Regions from separate parts of the Homo sapiens genome. Here all the other regions are linked to region 3. A link is a loop called in an ENCODE intact Hi-C map of the cell type or tissue named here. Cell type or tissue: psoas muscle. All regions are shown on one strand.

Region 1 (5,000 bases), 770 kb before region 3:
TTGGGGTCCTTTCTTATCTCCTGTCATGGGACTAATAATCTCTCCCCACTAGTCAGCTCCCCTTTTTGTTCCTCTGAGTCACCCAATTCCATATAATCATACTGTATCTACCCTGCCTCCAACCCCTTTAAAAAGAAGGAAGAAGGGAGAGAAGGGAGTGGAAGTGTGAGGGGAGCAGGAGCAGGATGGAGGAGGAGGAGGAAGGCGAGGAAGGAAGGAGAGAAGTGGAGGGGAGAGGGGAGACGGTCAGAAGGGAAGGGAGTAGGGACCTGGGGCCGCCTCTTCTCCCAGGTCGTTTTACATTCTGAGGTAGATATTCAGAAGAGGTATTCCTGCAATAGCTCTGACTGATGGGTGGTGGCAGAAAACAAAACCTCACGCCGGCTGGGTGTGCACGCTCCATCCGCTCACTGTTGAGTGACGGTCCCTCAGCCCCACGGTCACCGAGCCACAGGCGGCGCTTTCTCTGACTTCCCAGGCATCCTCGTGCCTGGCCGAGGTGTGACTGGGCTCCCTGGGAGCCCTTTCCTAGGCCAGACTGGGCCTCCCCCTGCCCCTCCTCGCCCAGCGGACCGAGTGGGGGCCAATGTGGGCAGGAAATGCGGCCCCCATGCGGGGCAGGCCTGGACCGGCTGGGGCGGGAGCACTGGATGCACTCCTGTGCACACCAATTCCAGGCAGCTTTAGAAGGCTGTAGTGGTCCCACAGGGGCTGGGAAGCAAACCTGTGATGATAACCTCAGGGTAAGCTGCTTTCTGCCAGGCTATTGAACGCAAACCAAAGCCTTATGATAGGCATGACTTCCCACTCAGGGAGTAAGATGAGAGCAACCGTGGTTAAAATTCCAAATGTGACCTTCTCTCCTCTCTAACAATGAGAAGGCCACAAAGTACATTGTATTTGCCACATTATGGATGTGGAGAGAGAAGGGAATAGACGCCGCTATGTGAGGTTGATAAAGGCTCTCCTAAGAGCTGCATTTTACAGACCTTTTATTTGCTTGCCAGCCACGAGAGAATGCTAATTTAACAATGACACATTTTTTCAGGGACAATACATACATACTGGAATTAGCTTGCATTCATCAACAGCACTCAAATGAACTACAGGAATAATGTGCACATTTTGTAGACCATTGCATTCAGCTAATTCTCAGCAACATTCCATTTATGTATCTCGGGAGGAAATTCTGTGGATTGGAGTACAGGTAATATGTCGTTGCTGCTGCTGTTATGTTTTTTGTTCTTACAATTACACTAAATCTGCTACCATTGGTGAAGTAGGCAAGAAGTTTAATGTATGGCTAAAAGGAAATGACTGGCAAAGGACTGACAGCTGAATACTGCAGATGGCAGGTTCATGAACATGGAAAAACAGCATATTTTGACTGGTTCCTCTTTCTGTAGCAACTTAATACTCTAAATAGTCATAATCATAATAGTTCAAGTGACATTTGATATTTGGCTAAACATAAGAAGAAAAAAATTATCTAACTTCATATAACTCACCCAATGTGTTAGATAGCAAAACAGTTTCTACAGTTGTGCTTTTGTTTTGTTTTGTTTTGTTTTTTGGTACAGTAGCTTTTTGAACTTAGCTAATAGCCCTCAGGTATTTTTTTTTTTTTTTGAGGTAGAGTCTAGCTCTGTTGCCCAGGCTGGAGTGCAGTGGCGTGAACTCGGCTCACTGCAACCTCTGCCTCCTGGGTTCAAGCGATTCTCCTGCTTCAGCCTCCCGAGTAGCTGGGACTACAGATGCACACTACCATGCCCAGCTAAGTTTTGTATTTTTAGAAGAGATGGGGTTTCACCTTGTTGGCCAGGCTGGTCTCGAACTCCTGACCTCAGGTGATCTGCCCTCCTCGGCCTTCCAAAGTGCTGGGATTACAGGCATGAACCACTGCGCCCAGCCCCTCAGGTAAATCTAAGTTCCCCTGAAGTTGGTAGCCAAACTTAAATTCTCTTTGGCTTCCTACACACTACATTTCTTTTTCCCCAAATTGCCTTCTAGCAAAAAGATGCTAACATCTTTAGCTCTGCTGCCAAGTTCAGCTTTGTCTCAGACCAGCTCAGCCTCTTCCTATGAGTGACAACCATTTTTCACACGACTCAAAGACTACAAACTGTCACTCCAACTATCTGTGCCAAAACCTCTCATACTCGTCCTGGCTCTTGCTCCTCATAGTGCTCTGAGGATTTGAAACTCAAAATATTGGCCTCTCAAAAAAGTTGAAAAAGATTTTGGGTAAGCAGATCCTCAAAGCACACGCTAAAGCTTCTGCACAGTAGACATTTTGTGAACAGTCCAGTGACAGTGTCTTTTTAGTGAATGACAGGAGGAAAATCCAAGCTGACTGAGTCTTCTTGACCACTAGGGGGCTTCACTGGACCACAACCCATATCACACTGGCAAATGAGTGAAAATGATTGTTCTTCATTGTTTACCTGTTTATAAGGGCGATTTTCCACAATCAAAGTAGGCCCTTTGTAATTGTCAGGAATTATATAATAACAAAAATAGGATGCTTCTCTTAAAAATAGCAACTAATCTTTTAAAAAGGAGGACAAAATTTGAATTTTATAATAATAACAAGAATGGCTGGGGAGAAAAAAGACTAAATGTGATGAGAAATGAGAATTTATAATTCAACCACACCAACTATTACTAACCTTATGGCTAACGTTTTTTTTTTTTCCAGCAACAATCATTTCCAAGTAAGTAGGCAACAATTAGGTTTTTTCAACCTCTGTATTGTTTTTCTTCAGTGGCTTGGAAATTCAGGGACATAGATGGAAATAGTTTTTTACAAGGTCTATCATTCTGGGAAAATTTTCCCAAGTAACAAGAATCATAAAGTCTTTTGAAAAAGTATCTTCACTTATTTGCTTCCTCAATACACCCATTTCACCAAGTAAGACAGTTATTTATCGTTACAAAATGTTATCTACTACCCTAATCAAAGGCTGATATCACTGGATTTCCTGAGCCAAAGATATCTATGCCTTAGCTGAGCTAGAGACTCTTCCATATTACCCTTATGTCTGTGTATATATCTAGAAGTGTCTTGACACAGGTTTTCATGGGCATGGAAGAAAAATCCCAGAAAAGGCAAATGACTTTCTTTTTGATATATACATGTACTTTTAAAGCGTCTTGATTTTTACATCGATGTGTAAAAAAGCTAAGAAACATCATTTAGGCTGGCAGAATGATGTACTGATTGCTGCCTTATGATTCCTTATGCGAAATAGCCCTGAATACATTAATATGAATATGAAATAGCCATAAAACCTGCTATTGGTTTTATGCTTTCAAATACTGTTTGATTTTGATGTATTTTGTTCTATGTAACTTGTTCTGAAGATTGCATTACACCTTGCCCTTTGTTCAGAATGTTTTGTGGTAGCTTTTAGCCAAAAGTTCTGAACTCTCTTTTGAGTTAACAAGGCCAGAGCACCTGGCCAGAGAACACCAATCACCTCCAAGAGGATAGCAGGCCAAAAGCATTTTGGAAGTGTGGAAGTGCATCTGATGTGGAAAGAAAATTGATATTTAAAAAACTGGGATGAAAGAAGATGCTGCTTTCCTTCTATTAAAACTTACGAACAAGCCACAAAACTAGGGTAATCAGGCCCTTGACAAGACCTACCTGAGGCATGAAGTGGGGTTCTTTTGGTTACATTGTCTTTCACAAAGATGGATGCGCCCTGATTGATAAGCGCTTCCACACATTCTGTGTGTCCTTTAAAGGCAGCCAGATCCAGAGCAGTGCGGCCTTTCTCATCCCTGATGTCCAGGTCCACCAACGACTGCAGAAGGACTTCCAAGGCTTGATGGTGCCCATTGTAGGCCTGCAAAGAAGAAACCAATGGCTCCCATGCTTGCTCGCTCACCTCAAATCCCGCCACAGTCCACAGGAGGGGCTGGGCTTCCTGGGCCATGGATAGAGACCACTCCCAAGAGCACGTCAGAAAAACACTTGGAATATTTATTAAAACTCAGGCAAGCTGGAGAGTTAGACTGAAACACTACAATGCACAAACCTCACAGTTCCATATGAGTTTCGTGTTCTTTCTCTTTTGTCACATAATTTGCTCCAAAGACACTGAATGTATTAATGTATTCTTATATTTATATCTACTGATCTAATCATCTAATATAAACTAACAGCTGAATGAATTACCATATTCTTTTATCTGTCAGTTCAGTCCTAAACATATTGGCATAATCAGAATTTTTTTCCAGGAGTCTTTTCTGATAACAAACCTGGGGGAAAAATTACTAAAAACATTGTGGACTTTGAGATACAACAGAGGCATGTAGATGTTCTGTTATAGGCCAATTCTATACTAATTTCTAACTGTGTGACCTTAGGTGAGTTTCTTAATTTCACTTAGAGTTTGTTTCTTCATGTATAAGATGAGAGCAATCAAAGCTGCCTCCTAGGGTTGCTGTGAAGATGAAATTGCATAGGCTTTGCAAAATATCTTGCATGTAGCTAGTGCCTCTTTTCTCCTTTATTTCTTCCCCTGATTACAATGAAAAACATTTCATTATAGAAACAATTATGGAAATACACTCCATGTAGCAGCACTAAGTTCAGACCTTTTATGAGGTCCTAAGCTATGTTAAGATTAAGAGGCTTGTCAGACACGGTGGCTCACACCTATAATCCCAGCACTTTGGGAGGCCGAGACGGGTGGATCACTTGAGGTCAGGCATTCGAGACCAGTCTGGCCAAAATAGTGAAACCTCGTCCCTACTAAAAATACAAAAATTAGCAGGCATGGTGGCGGTGCCTGTAATCCCAGCTACTCGGGAGGCTGAGGCAGGAGAATTGCTTGAACCCAAGGCGGAGGTTGCAGTGAGCTATTATCACGACTCTGCACTCCAGCTTGAGTGACAGAGCAAGACTCTGTCTCCAAAAAAAAAAACAACAAAAAATGATGCTTTGTACCATCAAAAAACAAAACTAAAAGTCTGAAAGATAATTTTTATTG
Region 2 (5,000 bases), 350 kb before region 3:
ACATCACACACCGGGGCTTGTCATGGGGTGGGGGTAGGGGGGAGGGATAGCATTGGGAGATATACCTAACGTAAATGACAAGTTAATGGGTGCAGCACACCAGTATGGCACATGTATACATACGTAACCTGCACATTGTGCACATGGACCCTAGAATTTAAAGTATAATAATAATAAAAAAAGAAATATACATCACCTATCCAAAAATTAAAAAAAAATAAAAAATAACCAGGCGCGGTGGCTCACGCCTGTAATCCCAGCACTCTGGGAGGCTGAGGCAGGTGGATCACGAGCTCAGGAGATCGAGACCATCCTGGCTAACACGGTGAAACCCCGTCTCTACTAAAAATACAAAAAATTAGCCGGACTTGGTGGCAGGCATCTGTAGTCCCAGCTACTCGGGAGGCTGAGGCAGGAGAATGCTATGAACCCTGGAGGCGGAGCATGCAGTAAGCCAAGATTGCACCACTGCATTCCAGCCTGGGCAACAGAGTGAGACGAAAAAAAAAAACCAGTTTGATAATCTATATACATAAAATAAAATTTATCTGTAACTGAATCACCAAATTTGGAGTTTGGAATGGTCTGATAAAATATAAGCTACCTGGAATACATAAAAAATGCTTTGAGGGAACAGATTTCAAAATGAAAGGCAGTCCTCCTCCATAGGAATTCAAACAGACATGAAAAGCTCATCAATATCAGTACTAAGAAAAATTCCAGGCTGGGCGCAGTGGCTCAAGCCTGTAATCGCAGCACTTTGGGAGGCCAAGGCAGGTGGATCACCTGAAGGCATGAGTTCCAGACCAGCCTGGCCAACATGGCAAAACCCCATCTCTACTAAAAATACAAAAATTAGCCAGGCATGGTAGCAGGCGCCTGTAATCCCAGCTATTTGGGAGGCTGAGGCAGGAGAATCACTTGAAACCGGGAGGCGGAGGTTGCAGTCCACTGCACTCAAGCCTGGATGACAGGTGAGACTGTCTCAAAAAAAAAAAAAAAAAGATAAGAAAAGAAAATCCATTCACATTAAGATACCAAGAGGAGAAAAACAGTATCAAGTACAAGTCAGTAATCAAATCACAAGGACAGATGGCTATTTACAATTAAGTCACTTCTCACACAGGCTACTCTAGATAGAGCTGATAAGTAATGGTAGGGATTTACTTTACTCTTAACTTTATAAAGGTAATGGCTGGCAGGTGCTTCACTGGATAAACAAACTAGTCTTTACCATAAATTCTCAGAACAAAGCATTTCCAGTGAAGTTTCTGAACCTTAGAGAGGATACCTCCAGTAGTTTTATCCTCTAAAAGATCCCAAAAATGTTTCTCCAGATTAAACCAGATGGCTGCAACAAAAGTTATTCATATTTCTTGCTCTCTCAAAAAAATAACTGCCTCTTGTACATAATTTGTAACTTACATCTTCAAGTTCAGTTGCAGCAATTGATGTCACGTATCCAGCAAATCTGCTGTCACTTCCACCATAAATTTCCTGGTCATAATAACCTGTAGAATCGAGGCCCACTCCTTGAGCTTCATCAAGAGCTGCCTTCTTGCCTTGAATTTCTCGAATCTGTGCTTCAATATCTATAAAAAGATAACACAGACTTTCTTAATTTCACTTTCCAAAAGAACTCCCAACACAATGCATTTCTTTACTAGGTAATTATCAAAATACTCTCTTAAATACAGAAAATGTACAATAATTGCACCATATAAGAGACTAGTAATCACAACAGCGTAAGCAAGCTCTAGAAATTAAACCATGATAGGCTGGGCATGTGGCTCACGCCTACAATCCCAACACTTTGGGAGGATGAGGTGGGCAGATCTGGGTGCTGTGGCTCACGCCTATAATCCCAACACTTTGGGAGGAGGAGGTGGGCGATCACTTGAGGTCAGGAGTTCGAGACCAACCTGGCCAACATATAGCGAAACCCCGTCTCTACTAAAAAATACAAAAAGTAGCTGGGCGTGGGGGCATGCACCTGTAGTCCCAGGTATTTGGGAAGTTGAGGCAGGAGAATCACTTTAACCCGGGAGGCGGAGGTTGCAGATCACACCACTGCACTCCAACCTGGGTGACAGAGCAAGACTCTATCTCTCAAAAAAAAAAAAAAAAACCGTGACAAAATATCATCTAACAAACATATAACCTAGCTTAAAATGTCCCCAGTTGCCCTAGTAACAGCTTCTATAGATTCTTTTTTAACCCATGATCCAATCAAGCACCATACACTGCATTTAGTTGTCACTCTTTGCTCTTCTTTAAATACAGACTAGTCTTCCATTTTGTAGTCTTTCCTGACACCAGGTTAATTTTGCAAAGTAATGTTTTGTTTTAATAATCTAAATAATACATAGATGTATAAAGAAATAGTTTCGATTGCAAAAGATTTCCATGGCCTGACAAATAGCTGTTTAAATTCTTGCCAGCCCATGCTGAATTAAGCCCTTTGACACCAGGCACTTTTAAAAAGCTTACTTGCTGGCCGGGCGCGGTGGTCCACGCCTATAATCCCAGCACTTTGGGAGGCCAAGGCGGGCGGATCACCTGAAGTCAGGCATTCGAGACCAGCCTAGCCAAGATGGTGAAACCTCCTCTCCAGTAAAAATACAAAGTTAGCCAGGTGTAATGGCGCACGCCTCTAGTCCCAGCTACTCAGGAGGCTGAGGCAGAACTGCTTGAACCCGGGAGGCCAAGGCTGCAGTGAGCCGAGATCACGTGCCACTGCACTTTAGCCTGGGCAAAGAGCAAAACTCATCTCAAATAAATAAATAAATGAATAAAAATTAGGCCGGGCGCAGTGGCTCACACCTGCAATCCCAGCACTTCGGGAGGCCGAGGTGGGCAGATCACCTGAGGTCAGGAGTTCAAGACCAGCCTGGCCAATGTGCTAAAACCCCGTCTCTACTAAAAATACAAAAATTAGCCGGGCATGGTGGCAGGCGCCTGTAATCCCAGCTACTCGGGAGGCTGAGGCAGGAGAATCACATGAACCCGGAAGGTGGAGGTTGCAGTAAGTCGAGATCACGCCATTGCACTCCAGCCTGGGCGACAAGAGCGAAACTCCGTCTCAAAAAATAAATAGATAAATAAATCAAATAAAAAATAAAAAAGCTCAATTGCTAGCTGCATGAATCAAAAGATAAAGATTCAAATAGCATCCTGTATTTGCAAAACCTCCCACCCCCCCAGCTAAGGGAGAAAGCCCTCTATAGTTCCTCAAGATAGATGTGCAGGATAACAAAATGTCCTTATCTAGTCTAAGGCACGGCTGGGTCACATTTCCACATAAGAAAGGAACAGGAGCACGTCTCACAAACTGGAGGCAGACGCGGTAGCTCACGCATGTCATCCAAACACTTTGGAAGGCTGAGGTGGGCGGATCACTTGAGCCCAGGAGTTCAAAACCAGCCTGGGCGACATGGCAAAACCCTATCTCTACAAAAAATACTAAAATTAGCCAGGTATGGTGGCAAACCTATAGTCCCCTGCCACTTAGGGGGCTCAGGTGGGAGGACTGTTTGAGCCCAGGAGGTCAAGGCTGCAGTAAGCCACGATTGCTGCCACTGCACTCCAGCCTGGATGAGAGAGAGACTGTCTCAGAAACAAACAGAAAGAAAGAAACTCAAAATGATAGAATAGTTTTAATGCTGAGTTTAGCAGCCCCAGTTGTGATCGGATCTCAAAATTATTATAGTGTGTTGTGTTACACAGCACCACTACATGCACAGATGTTACTTTGTCCCCAAACCATTATAGCAGCCCAGGCAGCCAGAAATATCCTCACATGAGCAGGGTGGTTCTTTTTACTATGATCTCTACTTTTGTTTCTGTTTGTAGTTTCATATTTTGAAAAATTTAATCTACATTTGCCCCACTCCCACCCCCTTCGGGCATCTTCTTTTCTTTTCTTTTTTTGAGGCGGAGTTTTGCTCTTGTTGCCCAGGCTGGAGTGCAGTGGCTGGATCTCGGCTCACTGCAACCTCCGCCTCCCAGGTTCAAGCCATTCTCCTGCCTCAGCCTCCCAAATAGTTGGGATTATAGATGCCCACCACCACGCCCAGCTTCAGGCTTTTTTTTTAAACCACAGGTGCATTTATCACTTTTACCTAAATAGGTTTTTGTAAAAGGACCACAAATGCTACTTCCATGAGGATTTAGGTAAGAAACAAATGGATGAATCAGGAGAAATAGTCTGCAATCTCCTCTACAGCATTAGTCTAGTATAAGGACCACCTACAAAGAAATGACCTGGTGCACCTGTTACAAAGGTAGAACCTTAGGTCTTGGATACACTAACTCTGAAACTCCAACTCAGGCTGTGAAGCCCAGGATTCTGCATCATTAACAAACACCCTAGGAAACTATTTTACCTGGCCCTTCACCCCTCCCATTTCCAACCCCAGCCCACCCCTACCAAATTTTCCAATTTAGAGCATCATTTTATACTTTTCTCTACCTCATACACAACTAAAAAACAGGAAAGGGGTGCTGTTTTATAAAAACTGCACACTACACATATTGTGCAACTTGCTTTTTCCCCCTTATCAGGCATCTCTCTTATTTTCCATCTAAACAACTTTTCCATCCTGAAGTTTCAGCAACTAGTTTCTCATTTGGATAACACTTATTCTGGAACTAATTTCAGCTACTGAATTTTAACTATTGATTTTATGTACCTGCTGATTAGCATCAGAGTTTTCCAATTACAAAGGTTCATAAAGTACTGAAATAGTGTTGGTATGAAATCTATGTAAATCATGACTAGGTTCTTATTAAAATTTAGTAACAAAATTACCCAGCCCAAAATCTCCTGGGGCTAGGCAGCTGTTTGTAGTTAATTAATCCTAAGGTGAGTATATTACTGAACTTCTTATAGGCAGTACAATTAAATGTTTATATGCAAATCAGGCATTGTTTTCTGTCTGCTGGAAACTATAGATATAAAGTCCAAACAGCTTAATGGGCTTTGTTAACACACTGCAAAC
Region 3 (5,000 bases):
GTAGACACTAGGATGTGGCTAAGGGAAAATAAGTTAGTTATAAATTTTACATCACATTTCTCCTTCTAGCCAAAGACTGTTAGGAATTTTAATAAATATTAAAGGTAAAAAGTTAACTATAAAGATGCCTAACTTAATAAGTAGAAAGAGTGAGGAAAGATAGAATTGAAAGCATTAGAGAAATTTGAGGAAGGTAGATACATAATTTAGCCAATTCCTAAAGCTTTAGGGATTGTCCCCCTGAAAATTATGACACACCTGGCTGGGTTACAGTACACAGCATGCAGCGAGTTTCTGATATTAGTTCTATGTTTTCACTTTCAATATTTTTACTCTGATTAATTTTAAATTAGTTTCTAATTAAAATTTTTCTCATTAGTAAGTCTAAATTATTAAATTACTTCTAATTACTTTTGCTATATTAAATGATATTTTCATCACGAAAGATTTTTTTTCCTTTAATGATGTAACTACATGGAATATACTTAAGCATCTTTATGTATATAAATTTTTTCCCAGCCAAAAAAATTGAGATATATTATTTTGTGGCAAAAATATTCAGTTTTTCCACCAACTTTGCTAAAATAACTTTATTAGATGAAAGAAACATGATCTTTTAATAAAGTTCTATAAAAAGTCTTATATTTCAAAAAAGAACCATGCAAAAATATTTAAAAATACATTAGTTCTCAATACATACGAGGGATCCCTACTTGTTGTTTTCTTATTGCTGGACCAATGTTCAGCTTCTTATCCTTATAATTAAGTTTTTCAGCCTAAAATAAAGAAAAAAGAAATTATTTTATTATTTTAGCACTATTATTTATAAAATCAATAAGGAAAAACTAGTTAGAAAGAATTTCAAAAATTCAGACTATAATATTCTTTCAAAGCAGCAAGGAATAGTGGGAAAGAGCCGTCTTCAGACTGAAATAGATCTGGGTCTGACCGCAATTCCCCATTTTCTCCATTTGTAATACAGTCAATCCTCATTACTCATGGATTCTGTATTTGTGAATTTGCCTACTTGCTAAAATTTACTTGTAATCCTAAAATTAATATTTGTGGCAATTTTGAGGTTATTAGTGGACACGTGAAGAGCGGCGGAAAATTTGAGTAGCCTGATGCGCATGCTCCCAGTTGAGGTCAAATAAGGCGATATTCTTTCTTCTTGTTCCAGTGCTCATACTCTAAGAGAGAGCTTTCTATTTAGTGCCATGTTTTCTCCATTTTTGTGCTTTTTGTTGGTGATTTGGCTATTTAAAATGGCCCCCATGTGTATTGTTGAAGTGCTGGCTAGCACAAGAAGACTGTCATAGGCATTATGGAGAATATATATATTAGATGTGCTTAATTCAAGCATGAATTATAGTGCTATTGGCCATGGCTTCAATGTTAATGAACCAGTAATCTGTTATATATGATGCCTTTAAATGGAAAACCATATAAAACAAGGTTATATATTGATAGGTTGATGGCAATATTGTGACCAGAGGTTCTTGGGAACATTACCTTGTACTTCCCCTAGAAAGAGGAGTTCAGCATTTGCTAATTCAGTGTTCCTAGCAATGTTAGAGAACATAACTGCCACAAATAACAAGAATTGACTGTATTTGATTTTAATAACATACAATTCAAATTCTACTTTTTTTCTAAAAAAGTTAAATGTTATATTTGCCTTAACTTAAAGTTATTACACTGAATTGCTGGCTATAGGCTTTTTTTCTGTGAATATTCTTAGTTTATATAATGTTTTTCACAGGAGGGAAATCATCTCAGATAACCTCACTGTTGGAATCCACATTTGTAGTGTTTTTTAAACATTCAAAATGCTATTAACACTTCGCAAAAGATATATCCCCAAGTTCTTAATTTAAGTAAATAAAGCGAAACATTATATTACAGTTTCACAACCATACTTGTAGTGATTTTGGAATTTGCTCTTCTGCAGATTAAGTTTCCTAGAGACCAATGCCAATCTTAAGATGCAAACCTTTTTTAAAAAGCAGTTGATTATTGTATTTGAACCCCGAAAAGATTAGTTTCAAATACAAAATTTCCAGAAATGAAGTTAAATACACCAAAAGATCATACCTCTTGTAAAATTTTTTGTGCATCTTCTTGTGTTTCAAAAGTGACGAAACCATACCTAAATAAATGCATTAATTATTACTAATTAATCATTTTCTTAGAATGTTATATTAATTATATTAAAATGTTTAAAAATTTTGTTTTTAAATCATCGGCCACTGTAGGAGTAGGCATGTTTCTATGCTGCACTAGCATGGGAATCTTAGAAGAATCATTCACAGCCTAACACTGTCACTTTTAGTCAGGAACTAAAAGAAAAAAAACCCCTGAGATCTTGAAACAGCTTCAGCTCTCAGCTGTATGCAGGAAAGAAAAGCACAAGAGATTCATGCTGTTGCTTAAAAATTGGGGATGCAATAAATTTCAATCCAGAGCAATAATCTCCTTTTAAACTAATAGAAGTTTGGCTAAGAGAAATCAAAGTAGAAAAATAACTAAAAAATTTAAAATTTCAACACAATAAAATTTCTTATATTGGTGAATGACAATGTAAATGTATTATTTAATTATTATTATTAGCACATATAACTGATAATGTAATTATTAGTATATTCCCAAACAATATCAATTAAAAATATGTACAACCCAGATTTCACATCTGTTTTTCATACATAATTAACTTCAAGCACAATTCATATAATGTTGAAGATACAAATACACATAAATGATGTGCTCCATGTCCAAAAAGCCACAATAGGTAGAGAAAAAAGTAACAAAAGAAAGAAAAAATGTATCTCTCAAAACATAATTGCTATTTAGATAACTTAAGTAAACTCTTCTGAGTAATGCTAAATATCTTCACTATTTTCTTCAATTCATAATTACTGGATCATATACAAAGTTTCTTCTTTTAAACAAAGGAATTTCTCTTTATCTATTTGCCCAAACATTAAAAAGTTAAGGAATTAGTTTTACGCTATTTTTTTGGTAGAACACACACGCCACCCAGTGGAAAAGGCATAAAATACAGTTTACATTTACATTTCCATGTATGTTTTCCAATGATTAAAAAATGGTATTACCAAAACATAGCAAATTCTGTTAGTCAAACAAAAGAGGTAAATCTCACTTCACCTTAATATTGTTTGGCATTCTGAGGAAGTATCTCATCTGTTTATAAATAACCTTTCTGTAGAATCCCATCTCTTCCAGCATATCCATCTGTCGAATGTTGTTTCTCACCAATACCACCTCAATGGGTCCCTTTTCTTATGCCTATAAATATGTATGTCTCGTCTCTCTTTCAAGAAAGTAAATACAATACTTTACTGCCTTATCTATTTTCTTTTAACTTTGCAGTCCAACTCCTTAAGTGAGTGTACTATGTAAACTATCTTTTTCCTTTCTGAAATTTGGCTTTGTACACATAGCATTCCACTGAAACAGCTCTATACACATTTAAAGACACAGTCTATTACTTTCTTCTCAATTTTCATTATCATTGATATAGCAATTAAAAATCATTCTCACTAGAATTATATTTCTCATACTGGTCCCCTAATTAGGTCTCTGAGGCACAACCTACAGACATTTCTTGGTGTCAGCTGTTTTCAAATAAAGCTCTCTATGGCCTAAAGCAGGGATACAATTCCAAAAGAATCTGATTCCTTTTGCTTCTCATTCCTCAGCTAATGTACATCTGCTACTTACATTAAGTGCTTGCTGCCTACCACTGAATGGTCCCTCCACCCATGCAAGAATAACTTCTCAACAAATTAAGAAATATTACAGTGTCTCCTCCCTCCAAAATACACACACACACACACACACACACACAAGGAAATCAAAAGGTAGGAGGAAAGAAGAGGGCATGATGGTCTCTGCTGGAAAATGGAACCAAAGTAAACTGGCGTACAAAACCTAGTCATCCAATGAAAATAGAGTTGCTAATTCCATAGACAATCTATAGTGATACTAACCCTTTGGATACTCCAGCTCTGTCATTTACAATCTTCACTTCTTTCACAGACCCATACTGGGAAAAAAATTTTCTTAAATCACTTTCGTTTGTCTAATGGCATAAAAAGAAAACGTTAAAAAGCATTTTTAGTTGATAAAAGATGAATAATTCTCATGCTTGCTCTGGAGACAGAAAAAGTTATAGATAAGATGCATGAAAAATGCCTCTCATCATCAAAACAGTGCATAAACCACTAGGTGATTAAAATCAAGGTAAATATCTTGCTTTATGCAATAGCTATGTTGTTAAATTACCATATGCCAATAAAAATGTAAGCTGAATTATTTTAAAACTACAAAACTCACTATTTAAAGAAATCTTTAAATGATTCTTGTTCTCTAGCTGGCCAGTTTTTAAAAAGCCAATTTGGATTAGGAATGCTATTTCCATAGTAAGGGTACAATACTATTTTGGCTCTTGTGGCTCAGAGACAGTCATGGCAGTGGAACTAGGTTGTGTTGGCCTACACCAGTCATTCTATTTTAATCAGTAGTCTCAGGAACTCCTTTCCTAAGTCAGTTTTAGGAAAGGAATGTATTTCCAAAAGTGCTTGAACTCAACTGTGAGAACAATGGAGTGACTATAAGATTTAAAGTTATTAGATTCCTTATCTGTACTCAATATACATTTCAGCTAAATTCAGACATTGTTTTGATAATAAAATAAAAATTGGAATCATAATTAGATTTAAAGCATACAAGGTGTCTACAAAGATGGTTTTGGCATGTCTGTTTTTTTAATTGAAATAGTCTGATAATAGACTCATATCACCTTTTCTCAGAATACTGACACTAAATTCATTGCAATTTCATTTCCTGGTTTAGCTGTAACTGTTTGTCTACAAGAGTAACTTTTCTCTAGAAAAAAATTTCTTTATATACACTGCAAAAAGACATGCCTTAGTGCAGAGCTATGCCTTTTGAGTTCAACTGCCACCTCACTACTTACA

What was found. Hi-C counts contacts between places; a loop is a spot of excess contacts. Peaks named below come from ENCODE experiments on the same cell type or tissue, not always from the same donor. Only the 100,000 strongest peaks of a DNase experiment are listed, where the experiment ranks them.
Region 1: it touches region 3 in a loop (8-fold over the local background); 8 of 110 quality-filtered maps call a loop at or near these places.
Region 2: it touches region 3 in a loop (3-fold over the local background); 19 of 110 quality-filtered maps call a loop at or near these places.

Annotation. Positions count from the first base shown.
Region 1 is chr2:197,009,862-197,014,861 of GRCh38, forward strand. ANKRD44 (ankyrin repeat domain 44) reads right to left here. Exons shown (of 28, transcript NM_001195144.2): 18 at 3,650-3,851. Among named protein-coding and RNA genes, the nearest start is that of PGAP1, 86 kb to the left of the region's middle. In psoas muscle, a CTCF peak has its summit at 2,373 (motif pointing right); no DNase peak of the experiment used is centred here.
Region 2 is chr2:197,422,383-197,427,382 of GRCh38, forward strand. SF3B1 (splicing factor 3b subunit 1) reads right to left here. Exons shown (of 25, transcript NM_012433.4): 2 at 1,426-1,592. Among named protein-coding and RNA genes, the nearest start is that of SF3B1, 10 kb to the right of the region's middle. In psoas muscle, no CTCF peak of the experiment used is centred here; no DNase peak of the experiment used is centred here; H3K27ac peaks cover 766 bases.
Region 3 is chr2:197,774,965-197,779,964 of GRCh38, forward strand. BOLL (boule RNA binding protein) reads right to left here. Exons shown (of 11, transcript NM_033030.6): 3 at 4,011-4,102; 4 at 2,095-2,149; 5 at 701-776. Among named protein-coding and RNA genes, the nearest start is that of BOLL, 7.9 kb to the right of the region's middle. In psoas muscle, a CTCF peak has its summit at 3,046; no DNase peak of the experiment used is centred here; H3K27ac peaks cover 1,052 bases.